3 separate regions of the Homo sapiens genome follow, and regions 2 and 3 are each linked to region 1. The links are chromatin loops, found by intact Hi-C in ENCODE. Cell type or tissue: IMR-90. All regions are shown on one strand.

Region 1 (2,500 bases):
AGAAGCAAATGAAAGGATATTTCTACATTTTTGTGGTACTATTGCTTAAAAGAATGACTTATTTTTATTTCCCCATTTATGAAACGAATGGAGTAAGGAAGGGGTAAGGAAAAGCTAACTAGAACACTACACAGCTAAAACAAGATGGGTCCCCAAATAGTAGGACTATTTGATTGTATAATGAAATGAACAGGCCACAGTAAAATTAAACCAAGAGTTCAGCATGCATAAAATGCATGTGCACTGAGCACATGCACCAGGTGACAATAAGTTTGTTACCAATAAAAAGGAGAATCAGAGCACATCCTCAATAATAGGAAAGAATTTTCACAGTTGTGACCCAACAGTTCTGTACCCCTAAGATAGGCAAATTTGGGTTATGTTGCTAGATATAGCAGTATGAAAGTCAGCAGAAAGGCCTAAAATGGAAGTTGAAAAGAAAAACAAAAACAACAGTCATACAGGAAGCAAAAAAGAGGCAAACAAATCACAAAACAAGACTGGAATAGCTCTATTATTGTGGGTTAATGAAGTCACTGCAATGCAGAGCACATGACTCTTTAGGACTTGATAAGCTATTTGATGTCACCATGAGAATTATTTAAAAGCTGGATATAAATATTTGGGTATAGGAGAATTTTGAGGAAAGTTGACTTTCCTCACTAAAGAGATCCCAGAACTTCTATCTTTTCACAGTCCTCTTTCTGCTTGAACTTCACATTTGACAACTCCAAGTTTCCTATAAGTTTTCTCCTCTAATTCCTGTGATATAACATCACTGTTTTCCTGTTTATTCTTATTTTTAATTCCCTTTCCTCTTCCTAAATTCTACCTAATGCATTCCACAAGCCTCAATTCTTAGACACCATTCTGTACTGTTCACATACTTTTTTCATTAGGTAGAAAATCCTGTCATCTTATAACTATGGATCTAGAACTTTTATCTCCAGTGCTGATCTTTAATCTAAGCTCCCATTCAATAGCTTGGTTTAACAAATATTTGTTGAGTTCTAATTTTGATGTGCCAGAGATTTTGCTGAGTTTGCACCATCGCCTTACAAGATACCACCACATGGAGGTGTCCTAACATCATCACAAACTCCAAAAGCTCCAAACATCTTTTTGTAAGCATAACCGAGTAACCCATTCAGAATGTTTCTTATAAACATCCTTGCTTTTGTTATCATTATAACTATCAATCAGCTTTGCTGAGATAAAAATACAACCATTGCAGTAGGTTGCAAAACAACAAAAGTTTATTTCTTACTCACACTACATGTGAGCTAAGGTTCCCTGTAGCTATGTCCCACATATCTCTTCGTCTCAGCCCTAAGGTTGAAGGAGCAAGCTGGATCTAAGGTATGCCATTCTTTTGCCAGAGGAAAAGACCGAGAACACCTCTTTAAAGCTTCAGTTTGGGTGTGGCATATATCCCATCTGCTCACAACACATAGACAAGCCCCACATCGGTGGGATGAGTATGAATCATCCTTTTTATGAAGAAGGGGAGATGGGATGACTAATTTTGAACAAGAATACAATCCACCCTGGCACATACTGATGTTAATCATCATCTACATTGGTCATAGCAAACATCTTCCAACTTGTATCCCTGTGAATCATTTATCCAGTTGGTAAAAATTTCAGTAGGCCTTTTATGTGTCAGTCACAGGGATATTTTTGAGATATAATTAGACTCATCACTGCTACTCAGGAGCTTCCAATCAAATGAGAGAGATGTAAATAAACAAATGTATCAGTGAGAGAAATGCCTACATGACAAGCATTTAAGAAGACAAAATTAATGTTTTCAGTATTCCCAAATTTTACTTTCTACTAAGATTAGGAAAAGTTGATCTTCAAGTAAAGTCTTGAGGGATACGTAGGAAATAAGACCAATGAGAGGCATGTTAGAGTGAAGAAAAGCATTCCAGGCAGAGGGAACAGCATTTGCCAAAAATCTTTGGGTGATAAGGACACTGCATATTTGGGCAATGGCAAGTGGTTGAATACGACTAAAGCATATTTACATAGGTATAGCAAGAAGTGACATTAGATAAGAAGCAATGGTAAGACCATGGAAGACCTCACATGTCATGTTAAAAAGCAAGGACTTTACATTGTATGCTATGGGAAGGAGGACTACAGGCATGGCAGTAAAATGATGCAGTTTAGTTTGGAATCAAGAGGCTTTTAAGAGGGAAAGTAAAAATGATTTGATGACCAATAGAAGGTGAGATAGGGAACAAGAGGTGGTAGAGAGTCTAGGATGACTGTTTCTCAGGGTTCGATTTCTGGTTGAATTGCAGTACTATTTACCTGAAAAAAAGAAATATAGGACGAGCCAATTTGGGCCACCCGAGGGACATCCAGAGAAGATGTTTAGTATTTAGTATGTGGATCTATATAGATATATATGGATCAGGAGCTGAGAACCCTAGGCACATCATTTAGTCTCCCTGAGTACCAATTTCTTCATCTATAAAACAGATACCACCTG
Region 2 (2,500 bases), 240 kb after region 1:
AGAATGTGAAAAGTATGTATTGGCTGGTTTAAAATTTTTAAAAAGTGGTGGGGGCTGGGGGGGCGGCACTGGGTTTTGAGTAAAAAGAAGCCAAAAGACATTTATTTTAAAAGAAGACGTTAAACTAATCAAAAGGTGAGCTAGTATGAAATAGCAGTCTAAATTAGCTGAAACCCTTCGTGAATCCGTTGACGACAACATTTCAGCCCTACTCTAGGGTGATGGGCAGAAATGTTTTAACACACCTAAGAGTCTAACCTCCTCTCTCCATTTCCTAATCATGTCTGGCAGTAGGTTGAGCGAGCAAAGATTTTTTGGTGCACCTCACACTGGGTGCAGGCATTGTGCATTCCTGTGTTGATGAGTAGCGTAGGGTTTTTCTGTGACCCTCTCCCGGTCCATTCTTTAATCTGACTTTTGCACCTGTGAAAATAACCACAGCACCTCGCAGGTCATTAGGCTAGGTAAACAGCTCATTACAGAGTGAAATGAGACCAATGATAGTCATATTCTGCCAATGCAGAATGTGTCTATTTCCTATTATCTAATTAAATGCCACTTCCTAAGTATTTATGGAGCATCTGCCATGTGCTTATCACCAAGTTGGTTGCTGCAAGGATTCATAAGAATTTTATACTGTACTCTCCACCCACAAGGGATTTAGCATCTTTTTGGAAATATGCAACATATATTCAGGAATGATATTCAAAATAGTTCATAATCAGACTGGCACAGGCACCAGCCAATGAGACTGGAAACCCATCTTATCTGAATGAATGCCAGCTATTAATAACTGACAGAGTGTGATGGTGCATGCTGGTGAATACCAGCCTTGCTTTCATCTGATTTTTTTTAACTGTTGAAGAAAAAAAAACGTTTAAAATCTTATACTGACTCTAATCAAATGCCAGTATATATGATGGAATGTAAATGCCGGATATGCAGCTCTTACTTGTCCACAGCAGACACCATGAAAGTGTTACTTTCTTGTCCAAAGTCAGAGTGGCTGCTTGCACAATTTTATTTGAGGGAAAATATTTTTTTCAAGCAAATGCTGAAGAAATGAGTGTGACTATTTCACACAGGCAGCCTCCAGCTGAATTCCTTAACTAAGAGGAACATTCAGCGAAATCTGTAAACAAAATGTCTGCCAGAGGTGACAAGAAAATGTAGCTCCATGCCTTCCACTGAGTATAATTTCTTAGTGAGGCCAGCTGGCATTTTGCAAAAGTTTACCTGTTGTCAAACCTGCTGGTGACCGTGCTGTTCTGATTTAGAAATAAAGGATTGACTCAGAGGTGTCTAAAATCATTCTGCAGGATGATAATTCCCAGCTTTAACACCAAAATAAGAGGCAAATCATCAGGGCTGGCTCCTGTTTGGATCTCACGCTTAACTCAGTCTTTATAGGTTGTCCGTGTCGCCGGGAGAGGAGGTCACGGGGTAGGCTCGGGATGGGCTTAGCAAAAGCAGGCTGTCTCTGTTTGGTGCTGCCTGCTGCCTGTGGAGGGTTCCCCCATCTCGGGCCCTGTGTGAGTGAATGGCCCATAAGTACACAAAGTGGTTTTTGAAATCTGAGTAAGAGCTCAGCTATCATCTATGAAATTGTGGATCATGGAGTAGAAATTATGAAGAGATCCTGTTTTTCGCTTTGTTTTATTGGCAAGCATCCTGAGTGATACTGACTCTTTCCATAATAAACTGTCATCGGACACAATTGTTTCAGAATATGGTCTCGGTGTTTGATTGCAGGGTCTGCAGACTCAGACAGTGGGAATGCAATGCTTAAGCTTCTTCACTTATTGCCTGCTGGTGTACAAATATAGGATTTGGCAATTTAGCCTAAAGCCTTCGTCTCTCCCGCTACATCCACCCGCTCTGGGAGGCTCCAGGAACGCAACTTGCCACAGGCTCCCAGGCAAGAGGAGGCCCATAGAGCTGATATCAGAGCCAAGGTGTGGGCCTGCCTCATGTATAATCCACCCTCAAAACACAGTCTGATGGACCCCTTGCTAGAGTTGAACTTTGGACTCCCCACCACTGAAATAAAAAAATAAATAACTGCCAAATCCTCATAAATGCTGAAAAGAAGCAGCTGGTAGCCACTTTAATAATAGGAATAAAAATAAAACTAAAGCTGGGTACAAAAAAGCTTATATCTGTAAAAAGAGAATTAATGTAAAGAAGGGGATCAAAGCCACGTTTGTGTCATGCCACTTTGTCACAGAGGCAGGCAGGAGAAGGGAAGGCATTTCAAAATCAGAAACCAGCTTGACGCCCACCAGATAATAGCACAAAATGCACCTTAAAATCCCTGTGTTAACATGCTCTGTTGGGACAGGGATGGAGTTATTTCCATTTCCTCTTACAGGAGAAGAATCCCCCTATAACAACAATATTGATGGGATAGCTTTCTTTGTACAGAGGCATCCATGTTGACCCTGCCTGGCAGCGGAGTCCTTCCTGAATTTTGTTTAATCCAAATGCTTTGCTAGTAACT
Region 3 (2,500 bases), 530 kb after region 1:
GGGTAGAGAAGGTCAGATAAATGGCGAGATTCTTACCCCCTTCCGCAAAAATTAACACCACTACTGTAAATTCTAATAAAATTAAATTTCATCTCTCTCTCCCAATCTATCCCCTCACAACTACTGCAAAGGGGGCGGGGGTGGGAGTAAGGTCGTCCCCAGAAAAGGGGGGATCTTGAGCAAAATGCACGCCTGCTCCTCTTATTTGTTAGTTGCTTCGGTCAAAAAGTTTGCTATTTATAGGCTACACGCGGCAGCCCGAATCCCCGCGCCCGCTTCCGAGTGCAAAGTGAGAGCGATCCCGGAGGCGCCCAGCGGCCCGACTCCGTCGTGTCCCGTGATTTGTTTTGTTTTATTTCTGCTCTCACGCGGCAAGCAGCCAGGGAGAAGACCGTGGGGAGCCCCGAAACACCCTCTGGTAGTGGCAAAGAAAACAGTTCTGCAGTCGGTGAATGTGGGTCCGCGCCTGACCCCGCTTCGCGCGCGCGGGCGAAAAGGCTGGGAGGAGGTGCAGCCGCCCTGCCGCCGCCGCCGCCAACACCGCCGCCGCCGCCGCCGCGCGCGCGCCCCTTGCTCAGTCCTTGGCCTCCGCCTCTGCCCCTTCAACCTCCAGCTCCACACGCTTTCTCTTGTCCCTCCTCCCCCTTTGATTTCTCCCTTCTCATTCTCTATTTCGCTGTATCTCTTACCCTCCCCTCACCTCTTTGGCCCTACCCTCAACTTCCAGCTGAGTTTGCATCTGGGCGCAAAATGAGTCAAGACTGGCCTTTACGTGGGAGGCGGGGTGGGCGTGTGTGTTTCATAAAGAATAAAACTGTACGGGGCTGGGCGGAGCAGGGGGTGAGGAGGGGGAAAAGCGCGTGCCCGAGCTGGCCCTAGAGGGCTGCCCCGCGCGCTGGGGGAGGGGACGAGGTGCGTCCAGATGGAGACCTTTCCTTTCGCAGTAGCTCTGACCTGGGAATGAGGACGCAGTGCCCAGGAAGCCTGGCCATTTGGCACCATCCCTCTGCGGTGCGGGGACAGATCTCTCTTAATCAAAATCTCAGAACCGCCCTGGGCGGAAAGCGGGGAAAGGAGAGGAAGGAGAGGCTGGGACTAGCCGGAAATAGAGTCAGGGTCAGGTCCCTGAATTCCAGGTAAACTGGGCGCTGCGGCACCTTTTTCCAGCGGCTGCGGCCAGGACTCGCTTGCTGTGAGAGCAAAGGTGCAAGCGGATCGCGGCGGTCGGTCCACAGGCCTTGACCTTGTCCTCTTTTTCTAAATGCCAGAGCCGCAGACTATGCGGTTTTAGAAATCAAACGTCAAGGGGACGGGACCACAGCAGGCTGGCGAGGTTCCTCGAGCCTCAGCCCGGAGCAAGAGAAACGTAGCCGCGCCAAACACGCGGGGAAGAGCTGTGCGCTCGGAGCCGCAGCCAGGCGCTCTTTCTCTCAGGCGCGCAGCGGCTGGCTGGAAACTCGCGCACGGCGGGTCAAAGTGCCCTTTCCCGCCTGAGCTGAGGTACACTTTTGGGGGTACGGGGTGTGGAGAAAGTTGTGACTGAAAATAACCTCGGGTCTTGGATCCATGAGGCCGAAAATGAGAGGCCAGAGCGGGGGTAGGGAGGAATTAAGAACAAGTAAGTGGAGACCGCTGGCTTCGCTTCTCTGGCGCGCAGGGCCCTGTGCCCTCACTGCGCGCATCGAGATCAACTTCTTAGGCACCACCAGTTTCTCCTTCCTCTGTAGATGTCGCAGTTAGAGTCCCCTTTTGGCCACATTCCCCCAAAAGTGCCCAGGCGGTCTTTGCGGATAGATTAGCAGGGAGAGAAGATCCAGCGCCAGTCTGTGTCGGTGCCATTTGGAGGAGACCTACTCCCCAGGGTGTGTGCGCCCGAAGTTCCCCGTCACAAACCATGGGGGCTGGAGCGCGGTCTGTTCCCAGCTCGCATCCCCAGTTCCCTCCCGAGCTCACATTGCAGCAGCAGTCTGGTTCAGACAGGACCCGGGGCGCCCGCATCTGGCCCGGAGCTGCCCAGATTCTCAACCTGGCCCTCCCAAAACCGCTTTCCAAAACTCAACTGCAAAGTTAAAAGCAGAAACAAGTTTCTGCCACTAACTCTGGGCCACATTCGGGGATATGGGTAGATGCGAAACTTAGTACATCTTCATAGGCAGAAACCGGTGGCTCTGACCTCTAAATGTTGGAATTCAGGTGCTGGAGGTGCGATGTCTCAGTATCTCTCAGCCCCATTCCCCAACTGTAAATGCGCTCAGCTCTTTGGTTGAGGGTTTATCTTAGCTGTTGATCTTTGCCCTAGGCCCTAATGGGAAGGGAAGGAAAGGAGAGAACAGGTCAAAGTAAGAAAGGCAGAAGTACTGAGGAAAAGAGAGAAGGAAAAGACTCAAAGTAAAAGCACAGTTAGAAAGAAAGAAAGAAAGAAAGAAAGAAAGAAAGAAAGAGAGAGAGAGAGAGAAAGAAAGAAAGAAAGAAAGAAAGAAAAAAGGAAAACACCATTGCT

The links. Peaks named below come from ENCODE experiments on the same cell type or tissue, not always from the same donor. Only the 100,000 strongest peaks of a DNase experiment are listed, where the experiment ranks them.
Region 2: it touches region 1 in a loop (5-fold over the local background); 2 of 110 quality-filtered maps call a loop at or near these places.
Region 3: it touches region 1 in a loop (2.6-fold over the local background); 2 of 110 quality-filtered maps call a loop at or near these places.

Annotation. Positions count from the first base shown.
Region 1 is chr1:217,659,547-217,662,046 of GRCh38, reverse strand. All of the region lies in intron 3 of SPATA17 (spermatogenesis associated 17), which reads right to left. Among named protein-coding and RNA genes, the nearest start is that of SPATA17, 29 kb to the right of the region's middle. RefSeq lists an enhancer at 941-2,140. In IMR-90, a CTCF peak has its summit at 1,073; DNase peaks (open chromatin) are centred at 1,226 and 1,526; H3K27ac peaks cover 540 bases.
Region 2 is chr1:217,417,637-217,420,136 of GRCh38, reverse strand. No RefSeq gene overlaps it. Among named protein-coding and RNA genes, the nearest start is that of GPATCH2, 210 kb to the left of the region's middle. In IMR-90, no CTCF peak of the experiment used is centred here; no DNase peak of the experiment used is centred here; H3K4me3 peaks cover 309 bases; H3K27ac peaks cover 755 bases.
Region 3 is chr1:217,133,587-217,136,086 of GRCh38, reverse strand. It overlaps a transcript of ESRRG not described here. Among named protein-coding and RNA genes, the nearest start is that of ESRRG, 410 kb to the right of the region's middle. RefSeq lists enhancers at 1-90, 1,639-2,405 and a silencer at 1,186-1,480. In IMR-90, no CTCF peak of the experiment used is centred here; no DNase peak of the experiment used is centred here; H3K4me3 peaks cover 869 bases; H3K27me3 peaks cover 1,642 bases.